2 separate regions of the Mus musculus genome follow, and region 2 is linked to region 1. The links are chromatin loops, found by intact Hi-C in ENCODE. Cell type or tissue: left cerebral cortex. All regions are shown on one strand. Each heading gives the region's core, and the rest is flanking DNA. Links, peaks and the distances in the headings are about the cores only.

The links. Hi-C counts contacts between places; a loop is a spot of excess contacts. Peaks named below come from ENCODE experiments on the same cell type or tissue, not always from the same donor. Only the 100,000 strongest peaks of a DNase experiment are listed, where the experiment ranks them.
Region 2: a loop joins it to region 1, with 2.5 times the contacts of the local background. A loop is called at or near these places in 2 of 42 quality-filtered maps.

Annotation. Positions count from the first base shown.
Region 1 is chr10:84,768,885-84,778,715 of GRCm38, forward strand. All of the region lies in intron 1 of Rfx4 (regulatory factor X, 4 (influences HLA class II expression)), which reads left to right. Among named protein-coding and RNA genes, the nearest start is that of Rfx4, 18 kb to the left of the region's middle. In left cerebral cortex, for the core only: no CTCF peak of the experiment used is centred there; DNase peaks (open chromatin) are centred at 2,936, 3,711, 4,101, 5,319 and 1 more place; H3K27ac peaks cover 333 bases.
Region 2 is chr10:84,898,111-84,907,941 of GRCm38, forward strand. Rfx4 (regulatory factor X, 4 (influences HLA class II expression)) reads left to right here. Exons shown (of 18, transcript NM_001024918.1): 18 at 6,845-8,426. The coding sequence ends at 7,117. Among named protein-coding and RNA genes, the nearest start is that of Ric8b, 15 kb to the right of the region's middle. In left cerebral cortex, for the core only: no CTCF peak of the experiment used is centred there; DNase peaks (open chromatin) are centred at 4,503, 5,443, 5,726, 6,178 and 1 more place; H3K27ac peaks cover 1,364 bases.

The DNA of each region.
Region 1 (9,831 bases), core at 1,189-9,188:
GTTTTATTTGGGAGGGGTAGGTAACGACTGCACAGTGGCTGAGAGTAAACTGATGATGACATCCTGTCTTAACATCAAAAGGTGGGACACGCCTGAATGACTAGTGTGGCTGGCTTCCTGCACAGGTCTGTGGCGTCTCTGTTTGCCTTAAAGCTTCTTACTACTGGAAGCGTCCAGTATAGATAGTACCTGTTGCAGAAACCGTACTCCACAATTCCTCTTTCTCCAAGTCCCCCTGCTAAGGTGGTGCTTAGGCAGCGCCGGATGGAGATGCCCTCAGGTGCTTTGCCTGTCTCCCACTCTATTCAAAAGCACTGAAAGTTTCCCAACCAGCTACTGAGCAAAAGCCAGACTCCTTAGCCTGCCCTGGTTCCAGAGCCAGGCTTGGATGTGTGCAGGCCCCACAGCATCCTAGAGTGCCTGCGGGCAAGCACAGTACCTATGTGCAGAATGGGTGCCCGAATGAGTCTGAGCAGTGGCTGCCAAGATGTCTGTTAGTTTTTTAAACCACATTTTATTTAGTGTGTGTGTGTGTGTGTGTGTGTGTGTGTGTGTGTGTGTGAGTGCACAGGCATATGTGTGTTTGGATGTGTGTCAAATTCAGACGTATCGAGGTCAGGGGACAACTTTCCTTTTCTTTGTTTTCTCTTACTGAAAATAGATTCTTTTCTCATATAATATATCCTAATTACTGTTTCTTCTCCCTCTGTTCCTCCCAGTTCCTCCCCCCCCCCCCCATCCAGAGACTCACTTGATCCCACACTCAGGGATCCCGTAGAAACACTAACCTGGAGGCCATACTATATACACAGAGGACCCGGTGCAGACCTGTGCAGGCCCTCTGCTTGCTGCTGCAGTCTCTGTGAGTTCACATGAGTGTGTTCATGTTGACTTAGAGGGCCTGTTTCCGTGGTGTCTTCCATCCCTCTGGATCTTAGACTTTATCTGCTTCTTCTTCAATGGGGACCCCTGATCTCTAAGGTCAGGGATTTGATGGAGACATCCCATTTAAGGACTGAGTGTTCCAAGGTCTCTCATTCTCTGCATGATGTCTGGCTGTGGGTCTCTGTATTTCTTACCAAGTGCTGCAGGAGGAGGCTTCTCTGAGGGTGACTGAGCCTGGCACAGCTGACCTATAAGTATAGCAGAATGTCATCAGGAGTAATTTTATTATTATTATTTTTAAGACTAGTACTATTTGGGGGCTGGAGAGATGGCTCAGCGGTTAAGAGCATTGACTGCTCTTCCAAAGATCCTGAGTTCAAATCCCAGCAACCACATGGTGGCTCACAACAATCCTTAACGAAATCTGACTCCTTCTTCTAGAGTGTCTAAAGACAGCTACATTGTACTTACATATAATAAATAAATAAATCTTTTTTTAAAAGAAAGACTAGTACTATTTGATTTTACCCTAGGTCCCCAGGCTATCCAGTCTTTGGTTGTCAGTCACAAGTGCAGGGTTGGGTATGGGTTCTGTCTTATGGCATGGGCCTTAAGTGAGATCAGATCTTGCTTGGTTACTCCCACAAGTTTGTGTCTCCACTGCACTATCGTATCTTGCAGGACAGATTGTAGACCAAAGGTTTTGTGGCTTGGTCAATGCTCAGGGTTCTCTTTTGGTAGCATGCAAAGAACCTTCCCATATCAGAGATGCTAGAGTGTAGGGGTGAAGGCTCTATGCAGGCACCAGCTTGACTACTCCATGTTCACTGAGCTGGATAAGCATTGTCTTCAGCAATGGGGCTTTGCCATAACTTTGGGGAAAGCAATCTCTTTTCTAGCCAACAGCTTAGATTATTTGAGGATTCACATGGAACCCTTTTAGCCAACAACTCAATTAGGTGTAACCCAATCCCAGTACTGGAAGCTTTAGTGACAGGAATTGGCCAGTTAGGACTCTGCCTCCTCCACTTTTTGGTGATTTCATTTAGATCACCTTTCCATGTCCATATATTTTAGGAGGTTTCTAGTACTATGTTAGATTTTCAAACTTTCCTTCAAATGCCCCTTAGTTAGTTCTAGCTGTATCTGCCTGTATCAACCCTCTTTCTTCCCCCTACTTAATCCCCCATTTCAGACCTGCCAATCCATTCATAATTATCTATTCTATTTCCATTTCTTTCTGCACTCTGTCCCTTCTAGTCCCTTCCTTACTCTGTACCTACCCTCTGTGGTTCTAGAACTGTCCCTGGGTCATCACTGTCTTCAGAGCTAATAGCCACGTAATAGGCGAATACATACCGTATCTGTCTTTCTGAATCTATGATACCTTACTCAAGATGATGTTTTCTAATCTCATCCATGTGCCTGCAAATTTCGTGATGTTATTTTATTTGACAGCTGAGTATCACGCCGTTGTGTAAGTGTACCACATTTTCTTTATCCATTCTTCCATGGAGGGACATCTAGGTTGTTTCCCATTTCTGACTATTACGAACAGAGCAGCAAAGAACATGGTTAAGTAGGTGTTTCTGTTGTAGTATGAAGCATCCTTTGGGTATATGACCCAAGAGTGGCATATCTGCGTCTTGAGGTAGATCAGTTCCCACATTCTTGAGAAACTGCCACTCTGACTCCCACAGTAGCTGGACACGTTCACATTCCCCCAGCAATGGACGAGTGTTCCCCTCACTCCACATCAGAGGACAAGGTTCAGGAGTTCTTTCTGCCGTGTGAGTCTTGGAGATTGGATGGAGGTCCTCTATCCTTGCCTATCTATCTCCATGGCCCAGCCTGTCAATTTCTTGAGTATGTTATTCTTCTGCCTGCTTCAGGGACTTTGCACACTTTGTTCCTTCTGCAAGGGACCCATCCTTTCTTCCCTCTTTGCCGTGTTCACATCTGTCAACTCCTTAGCTCTCACTTTAATATCACTTTCTCTAAGATTCCCAACTCCCAAAGTAAGCCAGGTTTTTTTCTTCCCCCGTGGCACATCTTATTGTGTGATTATACACAACTGAGCTAAACACTCCAGCCTTCCATGAAGATAGTGGGTCTACTCTATGGCTGGTGCCAGGCACATGATACTTTATAAAGAGCTGGCAGGAAAATGATGGGATGGATGAATGTAAGTTCCTTCATAGACTCCCCTTTGTGGAACCCCTGTGTGGTTCAAGTCATCCGCAGACAGCTGCAGAGCGCGCTTAGATGGCTCCTTAGAACATTGGGATAAATGTGAAGTTCTACCCTGGACAGCTCAGTCCCTAGGTGCTCCAGCTCTTTCTTCCTCTCCTCTGTCCTCTTCATTACAATGGCCTCCCAGGTCCTCCTCACTCTCCAAGCCCATTCCTGCCTTGGGCCTTTACCGTCCAATCTCACCTTCTCAGACCAGCAGTTAGCATCCCTGCTACTAAAGAGTATCCCCAAACCCCTGTTATCCCATTCTGTGCCTCTAAGTCACCACTCTTATGACTCCGAAGTCCTCTTGTTTGTCTGTTTGGGTCTGCCACCGCTGTAGGACACAGGTCCTCTGAGCCAGGACCTTCTTGGTCTTGTTCATCACTAGATCTTTAGCCTAGTGCAGAGCAGGCACCCCATCCATATTTGGTGAACATGGGAAGAGAAATAAAGGCAGACAAGGGGGTGGGGCTGTCTTTGTGGTTCAGCCCCTTCCTGGATGGAACCCAGGGGCCCCTGGGCTAGGGCCTGTAGGGTTGCCATGGTAACCACTGACTGACCTGAGGAGCCCTTTGGAGAGGCAGGCCACAGCTGCTGCCTTCTAGGGTCCAGATTCTGTGTATCCCCACCAATGTGGAGTCAGGAAAGAGAGAAGAGGGACTGGGAGAGAATGATCCAGAGCAAAGCATGGCCTGGTGCTGGAGGTTATGGACAGAGATGGCCATGGCAACGCCATTCCACTGGTAATGACCTGGGCTCTGGGGAAGGGAACCTCAACACAAGTCCTCCTTGGCAGCCATCCATGGGGCATATCAACCCTTTCATGTAGCTTTTTTTTTTTTTTTTTTTTTACAGTTGTGGGTTCCTAAAAATAAGCCCTGGCACAGTGTCCTGAAAGATGGCTTAGACAGAGAGCACGAATAACACCTTCTATTAAAAACCTGGTGACACTTCTGTCAGGCAGCCTTTTCTCGGGTGTTGCATAAGACATTCCTGTTGGCATCAGAGCTCTGTTTCATATGATGCTCCCCAGGAAGCCTAGCTGCTTCCGAGCTGCCTGCACAGTTCCCAGGCTGGGGAGCCAGGCCTTTGCAAGCTGCTCCCAAGGCATTCTCACACCCCTGGCCTACCAAGTCTTTGGGCCACAGGTTGGCAAACTCTTCACCTTTTCCCGGAATCCACTTGGCCTTTCTCTACCCCATGCCCTTGTCTCTAACTGCAGCTCTTGTGCCTAACATACCACACTTTCCTTTTCTGTCTGACTGGTGGGGAATCCTTGAAGCATCAGCCAGACTTAGCCAGGCCGAGATGGATCTGTCTTCCTTCCCAAGGCCACAGGCTCTCTTTGGATGCCTTGCTTCCTTGCTGTGTGTCCTGGATCAGGATGCCGGCTTTGGAGTTAGACCTGACTCAACTCAGCCACCAGCCGTCTGAGTTACTCTACCTGGATTTGCCCTGTCTGTCTTAGTTTCTGTCCAGCAAGTCAGAGCTAGTGGGCTGTCTGCCTTGGTTTCTCTGACGAGAACAGAGGAGGCGTGTAACCCAAGGTAACTGAACTGGCATGAGGTGAACACTCAGTCACTGCTACAGTTCATAGCCCCCACCCCCACGCTGACTCTCTGGCTTCATCTCTCCAGAAAGCTCCTGGGTTCTAAGAGACAGTGCCTTTCCAGTTTCCTATGCCCCATGAGGCCAAATGGGTCCAGCACTTTGCCATTGCTATTTTAGGGCATCTTTGGAGAACCCTGGCAGGCAGGGATTTAGGAACCTGGGACCCACCCTCACGACCTCATAGCTATGAGTGGTAGCACCGGTACTTGGTACTTGAACTCAGGTGTTCTGACTCTAAATCTCACAGTCCACCAAGACCGAGTCTGCCTTCTCTCCCACCCTGTCCTGCCTGTAACGCCCTCATGACGTCATGTCAGGCATCTTGGACCTTAAAGGGAACATGATGCTGGCTAACTTCTGATTCTTCAAAGGGCTTGCTCTCTCCCCTTCGTCTTTGCCTAAGTTCTTCATCTTCCAAGGCCTTTCTGACGGAGGCTCTCCCTGTCTGTGACTCCAGCAACTGGTGTTTCATTAGTCATCTCTGCCAACTGTTTTCCTAACTATTCATAGCTCTTGGGGACAAGATATTGAATGGAGCAAATAAGGCTGAGGAAACTAAATTCTAGAAAACAAATCTGTAGGTCTTGAGATCCTAGGCCCCAGGGCTCTAGAGGAAAGGCTTCTGTTAGAATTATAAGAAAGGCACATGGCAGTAATTGTAAAATGAATACATAGACAGCTCCATCTCAGGTCCCCAAGAACGTGTCCCCAAGCTTTCACGAGGCTTTGGCTTTTAAGATTCATTTTAATCAGTGCCCTACCTTCCACCCCTCAAGTTATGAATGCATTTGTCAAGCAGAATTCTAAGCTCCAGGTGCCTGGGCCATGGTGTCTCCTGGATGGGGCAACTTCCTATTTCTTCCACCACCTCCTAGGAAATCAGTCCTCTGTATGGTTCTGCTCAGTTTCATCCTATGAAATGGAGAAAAGTTGTGGAAATCAGGGTTTCTCAGTCTTTGAACCAAAGTGAAGAGGCATGAAGGGCTGCCTGTAAGTAAAGCTGGTTAAGGTCCTGAGGAGTAAGACTCATGGGCAGGCAGAGTCTCATCCTGCTTCGGGCGGCTGGGAGCCCAGCTTGTGGTACGGCCCAGGAGGCTGAGCTCGCAGTCATCCTCATATCCTTTGCGACATTTGCCACAAGCTTGACTTTCACTACAGGAAGTCATCACGTGTGAGTGGTGAGCTCCTTCTGCACTGGAAGAGTGCCAGTGTGGCCGCGCTGGTCACAGCTGGCCGCGCTTTGTGACTTCCACTTCAAGTTCCCATATCTATAAATAGAGCTATCAAGTCATGGCGAGAACACTGTTTTGAGGTTTAATTTAGACCAATATGTGACAATGCGTTCTTGGGGGATACTTGCCACATGGTAGGAACTTCTTATTGATGGAGTAGTGGAGAGCTGGCGGGAGAACATATTTGATATGGTTTATTTAGTGTGTGCAACATCTCTGGGGCCAGGCATAGCAGACAGCTGGGTTCAAGATGGAAAATGGGAGTTGGGAATGGTGGCACATTCCTGAAATCCAGCGTATAGGAGGCAGAAGAATTGAAATGTAGAGGTCAGCCTGGGCTACAGCCTGAGACCTTGTCCAAAACAAACAAGCAAAGAGATGGGGAGGAGGCTGGAGAGGTGAGCAGTTAAGAGCGCTAATTGCTCTTCCAGAAAACCTAGGTTTGGTTCCTGACACACGCATGGTGGTTCACAGCCATCAGTAACTCCACGTTCATGGGATCTGACCCCAGAGGGCAACAGACAATGTACATACATGAACACATGTGCAGGCAAAGAGGTCATTCATGTCAAATAAATCTATAGGCTCCTACCCTCAAGAGTTCAGGAGATAGCATCTCTCTAGTACAGCTTCTTACATCAAAAAGGTGTGTGTGGGGGGGGTGGAGGGGGGTGTGTACATGCATACACACACACACATACACACAAAAGCACAACATTTTGCTTATCCTAAGTTGAGAAAAAGTCTTTGATGTGCTGTGCTTTTCCTAGCCTTGAAGATGAGGAAGATTAGAGAATCCTACAGCTGTGTGGACAGGTGTGCAGCTGTGGGGCCAGGTCTGCAGCTGTGGGGCCAGGTCTACTTATAAGTCACACGTTCTTTGAAATCTCATGGCAGTAATGTAGCATGTATTGAGGTGAGACTGGGCGCCGTGTGCTTGGTTCTAGTGGAGGGTCAAAAGAAAGGCCCAAATAAACTCCACTCCTGAGGTGTTTGAGCTGCCAGCTGAAGAGCCCGCCACACGTGCCAAAGGCTGACAAAGAAACAGGCAAGAGTATTTAGCAAAAATTATAATGTGTAGGTAGAGTTTTATTGAAAGTTCTGACACAAATCAGGTTTTGCTTGAGGTCGCAGCGCTGACACTGTCTGGGAGCCGTGTGGGAGGCAGGAGAAGGAGGCTCAGCTCCCACGTGGAGAATTGAGGTTATGACCTTGGGCTGCTGATCCTGACCTCTACCAGCTGGGTGACTTTGACCAATCATCTACTCTCTATAAGTTTTAGCTTTCTTACCTCAAAATGTATTTCTGCTCCCCCCCCCCACCCCCACCTCCGTTCCCTTTTCTCTTGAGGTGGAGTATGGATATGTTTGCCAGAGGTTCTCCACCTTAATTTTTTGTTTTATTTTATTTTTGGTTTTTCAAGGTAGGGTTTCTCTATGTAACCCTGGCTATCCTGGAACTAACTCTGTAGACCAGGCTGCCATTGAATTCAGAGATCTGCCTGACCCTCACTACCAAGTGCTGGGATTACAGGTGTATGCCACCACATTGATATGGTGTCTCTCCTAAGCCTAGAGTTTGCCTATTTGGCAAGATTGGCTGGCCAGCGAGCCCCAGAGCTCTTCCTTTTTGTTCCCCAGCACTGGGATGATAATCTGTCACACTCAACTTCTTACGTGGATGTTAGGGATCTGAACGCAGGGCCTCATGCTTTCTCGGAACTGATTCTCCAGCCCTAACACATGCCCTTTAACAACTTCATAGAGTTCTTGTGATGAGCCATATGCCAATTTGAACACTGTGGAACCCATAATTGTTCAACATGGGTTAGCCTTTGTTCCTGAATTGCATACACTACAAAGGTAGATGAGTTATAGAGCCTCATTAAAATTCAGTATAGACGCCATTCTGATTGAGATGGCAAACCCTACACAGTCCCATCCCAACCTCAACTGCAAAGTTTCTGGAAGCATGGGTACTCTAAGTAGTCACACCACAGTCTGGGCCCTTCGAGTTGACTCTGTTTGACAGATGGCCCCAAGGACATTGACCGACAAGAAGATGTTTAGAAAATTGGATAGTAACAAAGCAGGAGAAATTTCTTCGAAAAGTTGATGAAACAACTGGGGGCCTTGAACCAGAGACATGGAGACATGATAATTGTGTTCCCATCTCTGCCCGGTGTCAGAGACTGGACTCATTTGGGTGTTCCCTAGGACAGCGGAGAGCAGCCTGGCTGCACAAACAGTGTATCTTAGGGTCAGAGGGAGCCATGTGTGTGCGACAGTAGGCAGAAGAAAATACTCTCCATCACATCTTGCTTCTCTTCCCCTCATGGCCCTTTTTACTGGCCTCTGTCCTTGGGCTGGGCTTTTCTCTGTCTCCAGTGCTGGGACTGAGCCACAGAAGGCAGGAACAGGGGAGGAACATTGTTGCCTGACTTGGGACATGGCAGTCAGGGGCTGTGCCATTCTGGCCTGACTCGGGACATGGTGGTCAGGAGCTGTGCCATTCTGGCCCACCGGATGTGGAGAATAAGCTCCTCCTCTCTGGAATGTTGCCAAGTTTTCCAGAACACCCGTCCTCTTTGTGCAGAGGGTTTTCATGGCTGAACCAGGCCTTACCAAGGTTAACGGGACTGGCTTGGGTGTAGTCCATTAATGGACAGGAAGAATCTCTTCCTAGTCTCATGGAGAGGAGGGTGTGTGTGTGTGTGTGTGTGTGTGTGTGTGTGTGTGTGAATGAATATTCATGCGTGTGGGTGCACGTGCGCATGTGTGTATGCATTCCTGCAGAGACAAGAGGACATTTTCAAGTGCCACCCCTCAGGCACTGTCCACTTCATTTTTGAGACAGCCTCACTGTCTTAAATGACACATGGTAGATGAGGCTGGCGGGTCAGCAAGCCCCAGAGATGCGTCTTCTCTGCCCCACCAGTGCCAACATTATAAGCATACACCACCTAGCTGAACTCAGGGCCTAGCGCTGGCCTTACTGAGCCATCTTCCCAGCTCCAGACAGTGATGTGGTTTGATGGAGACAGATGCCGTCATGATCAGCCATGGATGCAGCCAGGGACCCGTGTCAAGGCAGGACGGGGTGAGGAAATCACAGTAGCAACATTCTGGAGAACCCTGGAAGGGTTCTGGAGACCCATTTGCTTTGGGCTACGATGTGATAGCAGGCAGACACCCACCTTGCACATCCCAGCTTTGAAATGTTACAAGCTGCTGCCTTCCTTCCCCACTGTGTCTTTGAGCTCTGTGGTCCTCGGCATTGCTCAGAGGCACCCGATTTCCACATCCTCTCAACAAGCTGGTCTTTGTTCCTCTTCTTGGATCTCCTCCCCCTACTTGTTTATAATTTTGGAAGCAGCTTTTTAAAAGAACAGTTCGTTGGGACATCACTTAGAACAGATCCAGCACTTCTCCGGGCTGTTTGCTCTCACTTGGTCCCCACTTGAGGAAACATGCCTACCTGCCTGGCTGCTTTATCCAGCCCGTACATAACCTAAGGTACTCGCTGAAGACTTTTCCTCAGCTTTTGGAAATATAAGGATTCCTTCCCATCGCCGAGCCTCCCTCTAGGTCACAGCTGCTTTCTAGGAAAAGCAGAGATTAAAATCCTCCCTTCTGAGGGTAGTTTCAGGAATGGTGTGAGATAATCTAGAAAGGACCTAGTTTAATAAGATAGGAGATCCCAGGCCCCCATATTGTGAGGGCAATGAGAACCAGGGGTGGCAGTGTGAGCCTGCAACCCTAGCATGACAGGCCAAGGCAGGAGGGTCACCAACGTAGGTGACATAGGGACTTCAAAGACAAAATGTCTACATTTTGAGACGATCTGAACTGAAAGGAAGGTGAAGAAA
Region 2 (9,831 bases), core at 626-8,625, 130 kb after region 1:
TGCCGGCTCTCCTGGGAGCAGAGTCTGTGACTCGTGACTCCCCCAAGTGACTGAGCTGCTGCCTGGGTCACACCCAGCACAGTCTAGGCACTCATTCATTCATTCATTCATTCATCAATTCCTCAAGTGGTTTCTGGGTGCCTGCTTCGTGCAAGCACAGCTACAGCTTCCAGGAGTACAGTAGGAGAGTAGGCAGAAGCACCTCACACTGGGAGCACACCCTCCAGCTGGAGACTGCATCACCCAGCCCCTGCCTTGGGGCTTATCTTCCTTCCTTCTTTACTGCTTCATGCCCCAGGAAATTTCAGGAGCTCCTTTTTGGGGGAGGGGTGGTGGTGATTATTTTTAAAACCATCACCATAAAAAGAAGCCAAGTTACCCTCAAAGCCCACAGAGACCCTGGTGATTAAAGATAAGTCTGCTGTGTCCGCTTTGGAAGCCACAATGATACCCAACTGGAGTCTTTATCATTCAATAGCTGGCCTGACAGAAGAGGCCAAGAACTAAGCTGGAGTCAACAGAAAAGCTCTGTATATCTTTTTTTCCATTTATTTATTCACTCACTTTACATCCTGATTGCTGCTCCCCCTCCTCCTGACCTTCCCTCACACAGTCCCCCCCATCTCCCCTCCCTTTCTCCTCTGAGGCCCCTCCTGGGTAGGCCCCCGCCCCCAGCACATCAAGTCTCTGCAGGACTAGGAAGCTGTGTATATCTAGATGAGGCCCAAGCCAGCTTCTCCACCATCTTGCCTTGTGGCTCTCAGACAAGGGCATTTGACACCCTACCATCCCCAGCACACATGCCTGTGTGTACTCAGACACACACACACACACACACACTATACCTTGTGGTTCATGGTTTCATTAGTCTCTATTTGTAAAGTGCGGTAAAGTTAATTATATCGTATCTGTGCCCAAATTGGGTGAAGTCAGTGTTGAAAATGTCCCTGGTCTAGGGAAGGTCTTGTCCAAAGACAAAGCATCCTTTGTTTCATTTTCCATTAACATTTAAGGAACTTGCACCTCTAGGCAATTTGAAATAGATGGGCCCATTCGTTCCCATAACAACCTTAGAGACAGCGGTTTTTCTCCAGTTCTTAAAGATGAAGCAGCAGCCACAGAAAGCTGTGTGATCCAGCCAGCAAAGCAGATGTGAGCACAAACTCTCCAACTCCCAGCCCCAGCCCCATGACAGTGACCTAAAACCACTGTGCTGGGGGGCAGCAAAGCCTAGAGGTTGGCGAGAGCATTCTCTAAATGCCCAGTTCTGAGAGAGAGAGAGAGAGAGAGAGAGAGAGAGAGAGAGGGAGGACACATGCATATCCAAGTTTTTTGATTTAAGGTTACGTGTACAAGGCTGAAACCCACTGTAGGCTTGAGTAGTCTTAGTCTCCCAGAGCAAAGGTGCCACAGTTCCAGTCCCTGGTGAAGGAATAGCACTGTTCACTAAAGTAGGTTCTTGGGGATGAGGAAGAGGTAGGTCTAAACTGAAAAAAAATACAGTGTTTTTAAGGAAATGGACTTGGTTTCCAGCACAAGAATGCCTGTAAGTCAAGACTGCAAGTTAATGCCTGCTAGGCTGGCTTGAAAGAACCATATGTCCAAGGACTGTGATCGTCACACTCCCCGCACTTACAAGATGAAACCATCTGAATCCCCTTGCTCTGTGTTCACAGAGAATGTGTACGTGCGTGCTGACAGCACTCACTTGCTCAGCCTGTGCTTGCTCATGGCCGACCCAAAGGTAGACCTCCAGGCCCACTTGAGTTCTCAGGACTGATGAATTAGTGGAGAAGTATTTCTGTGCCCCAGTCAACCCTTGACCATGTAGTTCTTACCCTGTCAGCAACCATAAAAGTGAACAGGGTCCCACAAGTCACATGACTAACCATCTACATAGCCAGGAATGCACTCAGCTGAGACAGCAAAGCAGCACCTTTCTTATCTGAATGCCCCAAGAATGGCGTGACCAATGAGATCTTCATCTGTCTGGCTCCAATCACACACACAGCCAGGGCTGCTACCAAGTTCTCTTATTCCATCTTGGCCTAGAGTAAAGGAACACACACATACACCACACACCACACATACACATATACCACCACATACCACATACATACACACACCCCCCACAAAACACATACCACACTCATGTACACACACATACATATACATACTATATACACAAAACACACATCATACACTCATAAAATATATACCACACATACAAAACTTACACATACCACACACAAAACACACACACATACACACCTCACATACACAAAACACACACACACACACACACATAAAATACACACCACACATACAAAATACACATACATACTACACATACCACACACACTAATTAATATACACACTATACACAACACACACATATACACACAAACACACATATACACATACACCCACAAACACATACCCACACATCCACACATACCACATACCACACACACATCACACACCCCACACATACCCACACACCCCACCAACACACACCCATCACACACATACACACACACACACACACACACACACACACACACACATGGCTAGGAAGTCAGGCTTGTCTTTGTTCTCTAGAACCCATATAAAAGAAACCTAGATGCAGTCGAATGTGTTTATACCCAGGGTTGAGGAGACAGAGACCAGCAGATCTCTGGGACTCAGTGGCCAGTCAGCCTACTTTGGTAAATTCCAGGCCACTGAGAGACCTTGTCTCAAACAACAACAACAGCAACAACAACAGCAACATCAACATTGTCATCACCACCACCAACAACATGGTGACAGCACTAAAGAAAAACCCCTGAGGTTGTTCTCTGATCATAACGTGCACAGGGACACACACAGACATGTGTCACATATGTATATGTGCGTCCTCACATACCAATCAGCTGTAATGTTGCAAAGCCTTTGAGTGCAGAGTTAATTTCCCTGGGTTCAAATCCCAGGTATGCCTCCGATTAGTTCTGAGTTTCAATTTATTCATCTGGAAAATGAGATAAATTATAATATAATACGCAGTAATGCTTGACAGGGTCCAGTGGCTGTGGTCAGATAGTTAGTATAGATTAGAATAAAGTCTGGCGCATAGTTAATACTATTTGCATTTATCATTCCCCTTTGATATCCAGTTATAGTCACCTTCTATCTTACATAATTGCACAATTAATATGTGTTCTCCTCACTGAACTGGCTCTACAAAGGCAAGAGCCAGGCCTTTCTACTCACACCTCCACAGACTCAGGACCCAAAACTGGTCCTTAGTGATTTCCCAGGATGTACTTGTCAGTGAAATGAATGACCTAGTTTGAGCACTAAGTTGTTATGTGGTCTCAAGCAGGCCATTGTCACCACTCGTAAAATAAACATTGGGACCCTCAAGTCAGCCACCGAGGGAGGCTCTTGTGAAGACTAATAGGACAGAACCCTATGTGCCTCCAAAATGGAGAACACAAGTAAAGGCTAACGCATTGTGAAAACTTACAGCATGGTTTCTAAGTGACTTTGCACCAATTCATTTATTCTTGACCCTAAGCGCTCAGCAGATGTAGACTGTCTAACAAAGAGTTTCGCGGAGCCACAACCTCTTTTGGAAGAGGCCAAGAGGAAACCTGGGGAGGCAGTGGTTGGCGGGCCTTTGGGACAGTGAGAGCTGCCTTTCATAGAAAAATGGCCTTGTGCTCCTGCTTCAGCCACCTTTCACCCCCTGCTCGATTGCGGAGCATGTGGTGAGAGGCAGGGATAAAGGGCTCACTCTGCCCTTTCCATGTGCAGGAAAGTTGGCCCCAGGAGTGGGGAGTTGTGTCCCAAAATAGACTTCCTAATACAGTTCCAAAGAGGCCAAGAGTCAGTCACAACCAAGATGTACTTACAACATAGCCTCTAGATGACTACTTTAAACATCCCCCATACACACACACACACACACACACACACACACACACACACACACACAGAGAGAGAGAGAGAGAGAGAGAGAGAGAGAGAGATTGAGAGACTGGTAACTTCCTGTCATAGACCCTCCACAAAAGCTCCTTTATTCCAGCCTGAGTTCTTGGTACTCCAGAGTTTGTACCCAGCATGCTTAAGGGCCTTGCATGAAGCCAGATGTGAAGTGTGAAAGGTGAGGTGGATGCTCCAGGATAGCCGCTCCACTTCCAGCAGACTACACACAAGTCTTCATTGGTCACATTAATCATTAAGCCCAGGCAGCAGGCACTTTGCCTATCTCCCCTCTCAATGGTCCCTTACACCAGGGGGTGAGCGGTCACTGACTCATTTGCAATTAGCTGACCTAATGGGACAGAATTTTCCATGCTGGTAACAGAATTGTATTGTCACACTGGAGATATTTTGAGCCAGTCTCATTTCCAAGCAATTGCTCTTTTGCATCTATGACACAACCTCTGGGCACAGCTGTGCTGTGAGGGTCTCTGATGAGGCACAACAACTACACTCTCTTGAGTTTGGTGGGAAGAGTTCCAAGTCTATACTGTGACATTTGACCTACCCAAGCCAAGGTCAGAGGGGACTGGGTCAGAACCAGGAGGCTTCCAGTGGCCTGGGTCAACATTCCAAGGCTCTGTGAAGGAGGAGGGGGCTTGATGAGGAAGGAGGTGTGTGGTGACAGTGGTTGGGAGTGGGAGGTTATGCTACTCAGGCCAGTCAGACGATACAGAGGAATCTTGTCACCCAGGTGTTGGTTTTCATTATGTTCTGTGACACTGGGTATAATTCCTACTTTTCCCATTCCTACAATATGCGTTTAGATCCCATGACCCTAAAGGTTCTTTCTGTCAGGAATGGCCCAGTGTATATTCACCAAATCTGACTAGCACCTATTAGGTGACAGCCTCTGTACCAAATTATGGGACCCTACAATGAACACAACAGGGAGCATCTGAACATGGGCCAGTGAGAAGCAGCGGCTGCCAGACAGGGTGGAGATGGAGGGCCTTTGGTTTCTTGAGATAGGATGCCCAGGAACACCAAGGAGCTGACTGTGAGCTCCGAGTGAAAGCATGGGCAAAAGGCACGTGTGGTTGGAACTGGGCAAAAGGCAGGACCAGCTTGTGTACCCCTAGATAAAAAGGGGGCCTCTACACCAGCAAGAGACCCAAAGAGGGGGTCAGAATGACCTGCACTTGTGAGAGCATTGTTGATATTTCTTAATATTATCTTTTTAGTGCACCTGAGATCTTGGTTTTTTTCTTTCTTTCTGAGAAACTCTATTTACAGGCCCGAGGGCCCACCATCACTCCACTCAAATAGTATCCCATGGGTCCCCTCACGCTGCACAGCACATGGGTCTGCACTGGGGTAGCAGATCTGATTTGGGATTATGAAAGCCTTGGCATGCTGCCTGTGGTCTCCTTGGCAACAGTACTGGGTCCTTCTCCCTGGAGTTCCTAGACACCCTCCACACCCTCTTTCTTAACGGCTCTTTGCTTGCGGGGTGGCTGTCCTTTGCTGTGCAAGGCATGTGGTCCTACCTGCGGGAAAAGCTCTCCCTGCTCCACCGGAAGCCCCTTTGAGCTCCGAGTAGCTGTTGCTCTTCCTTGATTCCAACCCTCCTCTCTCTGTCCCCTGCTTCCGTCCCTTGGGATTCAGCTCCAAGAGGCAGAGGGGCTCCTTTGCCCGCCTCTGGGGAACAGCCAATGTTGTCTCCAGCACTTCTGCTGTCTAGGTTTCAGCCTGTCTGTCTCCCTCACAGGAGGCAGCCTCCCACCTAATCCCTTGGGGCTCCACTCTCCAACTGTCAGGGAAGACAGATGGGTAGCAGAAGATCCCCACAGCCTCTCCTCCTCGCTGCCCTTGTCATCCTTGTTCACTGGCTCCCGTTCTTGTTGGCCCTGAGCTGAGCAAGGGCATCTTTGAGCTGACAGTGCCTGCAAATGTGAACTCTCAGAGGGAGCCTTAGCCCCTCCCCTTCCTCCCTTCTGATCATTGTAACGGGGCCAGTTCTCAGGGCTGTGCTTCTGACAGTGAAGAATGTAAAAGCCGCTTCTCAGAGACCCCTCTCTCATCCCTACTCTTCTAGAGATTCTTCCCTCCTCCTCTGCCAACACCTGTTCCTTGGTCTGACTTGCCCCCGAAGCACCCCTGTCCTACCTACCCCCACCAAGCCCGTCTCTTCTTGACTCCTTCCTCTGTATTCGCACAGAGCCCAGTAATTTACCATTTCCTCCTTGCTCAGCTTCCAGGACTCCAGCAAATGTGAACCTAAAAGAAAGATGTTCCTTAAATGACAGGCACTAATAATAACCTTTGAAGCTGCTGGTTTGCTTTCTCTTCAAAAGCCTGTTTTTAGGCTGCAGTTCATGATTGACTTCAGCTGTAAAATGCTATTTTTAATGTCATTGTGTTTTACCTGGGAGTGCTGTTCTCTTGGGTTGATGGAATAGGACTTATCGCATCTCCATAGGGAATGGCAGAACTCATGCCCACACGGCAATCACACTCAACTGGACACACTTGCTGGTGTGTACGTACACATGAGGTACACCCACCACCATCACCACACCCCCAAAACCCCCCACCCCCATTATTCCTAGTTGGGGATGGCCCTCCCATTACAGAGTTGGAGCACACAGCCAGTCACTGGTCTGTGAGTGAAATATCAGCTTGACTCTGGCTCTGAAGACCTTAAGACTTTCTCCCTGATTGTTTCCTTGGACCAAAGTTTCCTCTTGCTCAGTGATTCTGTTCCATCAACTCCCGAGAATAGCGTCTTGAAATGTTTTAGCTTAAATAAGATTGCCGTTGGGTGCACATAACTTCAAGCTAACTTTAATTTTGTGGACTTTTTCTCCTCCACAAGTACCCTTTCAATAGCCCCACTTCCAGGATGGAACCTTGTTTGATGAGCAGTACTCCCAGGCTGCATCCTACCCCAGTGACTCCCCGATGGCCAGAGGTGCCGACTGCCAACGCATGCTACACAAGCCCATCTGTGCATTCCACGAGGTATGGAAACTCTAGTGACATGTACACCCCGCTGACCACGCGCAGGAATTCTGAGTATGAGCACATGCAACACTTTCCTGGCTTTGCTTACATCAACGGAGAGGCCTCCACTGGATGGGCTAAGTGACTGCTTTCATAGAAATCCATATTTAATATTAATAATTAATAATAATAATAAACCCAGTACCCACCCTCCAGAAGACTTTATTTCAATACATCATAACTTGCGGGCTGACCTAAGCATCCATTCTCCTAATGAACAAGAGGATGTTCAATGTGGAGTGAATAGACTTTAGTTCAGAAACAGGAGTCACTAAAAGTCAGTGGGATTGGGTTTCTGTAGCCAAGCCAGACTTGACTGTTTCTATAGAGCACTATCTTGGGCAGGCCAATCTGTGCCTTTCCCCTCTGTTCCATGACCTTGCATGGCAACTACTCCTTGTATAGGGTACTTATTTTCTTGTTGACAAAGCTCTTTAGTCTTGAAGGATGGATACTGGAGCCAGAATCTGGTTTGTGTTCTTGGACGGGCACATAATTTACCAAGAGCATTCACCTTGCCACCTGTCTGTCTGTCACCTCGCTGTACGGTTACCAGCCCTCAGACATGTAATCCACATCCCGACTTCCTGGTGATGTCATTCCTACTTCCTGGAGTCCCTGGAAGTTTTTGAAAATGCTAAGCTCCCTGCTAAGTTCCATTCGTACCTGCCATATTACCTGCATTGTCCTGGACTGTAAGCACTGTTGTTGAGGGACAGAAGAGGCCTGTTATATATTGCCTTTCGTTGATTGATGTCTGTAGGGACCAGTTCTTCTCTGTACAAGGATTTGTCCTAAGTTTGCACAATGGCTAGCATCAGCAAAAGGCAGGAGAGGGTTTTCTTAAGTTCTGTGAGAAATGTGGATTTATGGCACTAAACACTGTCCTCCACTGTGTTACTTTGCGAAGCTGGATGGAGCAGACTTTCACTTAGCAAGCACCAAGTGTGAAAACAACTGTCTGGTTTCTTCATAAGACTAGAATACTTTCTGACACTTTGCTAGAAAAAAAAAATTCAAAGCTGTGCCTTTGAGTCTATACTATACTGTGTATGTGTGGAAATAAAAAAAATGTATTGTACTTTGGGAAAATTTTTTCTTAGGTATTTTTTGTCAGATTTGTAGCTATTTGTGAGGTTTGTTAGAGATTAACATAGGTTTTCTTTCTGTATTATAAGATGCACCAAGCAATTATGGTGGACCTATTACCCTATGGGTAAGAAATAAATGGAAATATGACATCGGATGTTTTAGCAAATGTTCTGTAAATAAAATGTTTGATCACACCACCCAGTGTGATAATCATGTCTACAGCTAAAATGGAAATAGTTTTATCTGTACAGTTGTGCAAGATATGGATGGTTTCACACTCAAATAAAAAGTATTGAAATGACCAGCCTCCGTTTTTCATTTGCACTTGATATGCTGGGTGTGTGTCTCCAATATGAATTGGTGCCATTCTTAAATCCTTGGGGTATGAGTAGGCAGAACAAAACTGAAAGGTTTTGCTGGGTGTGATTGCACTTATCCAGGATCTCAGCATGCAGAAGGCTGAGGGCAGAGAATAGTGAGTTCAAGGCCAGCCTGCGTCCTGTCTCAAAAGAACAAAAGCAAGCGAGCAGGCAGGCAGGCAACAAAAGCCTTGTGTGGCTGTATGTATGGTTTTGTTACTCAGTCCCCTACTGACTTGTCCTGACTAATAATGGTCGAGTGAGCACCGACGAAGGTTTGTAGAGGACCTGTTCTACAAACTGGGATTTGCCCTATGTCTGCCCGTCAGCTTCTCAGCTTCTCGCATTAAAGAGTGAAAAGCCTCAGCTCTTGCAGGCACTGTTCTTCCTTAGTACCAGCATCAGCAAGAGTTCCCCTGGCACTTAGTTCATTACGCGTTAATGATCATGGCGTGTGAAGATATTTCAAGTGCATTGCTTTAAACGAGAATGAGCAGAGCAGGAACATTACTGAGTTCATAGCAAGAATTACGTTCTCCTCCAGCCCGGCATTTCCATTCTGTAGCTGAAGGGATACAGAAAAGCAGGGTAGCAGGAAAGAAGTGGTTTCGCTTTGCCCAGATTGTTAAGGATCTAGGAGCTAAGAGAGATTCAGAGGCATAGATTTGCAGAAGCCCATGCAGCAGTGACTGTGTTAACCCGAAGGTATGAGAATGTGACAGCTTAATTTGCATTCTGAAAGATTTCTTTTTAAAGCCAAGCCCTTGCATGCTATTACATAACATGTTTATACCTGCAAGCTGATTTTAAGATGGAAATTATTTATGTTATACATAGCCTCCCCTTAAATATATTCAGCTGTGTTATTCTAAAAAAAAAAAAAGCGCATGGATATTGGATCTCATTCTCCCATGGTAAATTGGTTTGACCTTTTGTCCACAATCCATTAGCTTTATATGATGAAAGCAAGAGAGAGGATGAGGGAAAATTTGACTTTAGCCACTGTTGAGAATAACCCTCAGGATGACCAGCCTTACTGGCCACTCAGACTTCATAGTAAGTGCTGTATCAACAGAGGTGTGGTAAGTCTGACCTTTGTCTTAATGAGTACAAACACAAAAAAACAAAACCCACAAAGCAACGACAACAAAGCCAAGTCATTATCAAATTCTCCAGCCAGGTAACAAGATAAACAACACCCGTGTACAAATAACAGCCAAAGCTCATTAGCTGCACAGCACTTTGGGTGGAAACTTGTCACCATGAACAAGAGCCTGAGGCCAAGAGATGGAGAAGGGGCTCCATGACCCTCCCTAGTGAGCAAATGTGCACCGGTGCCCTCACAGCA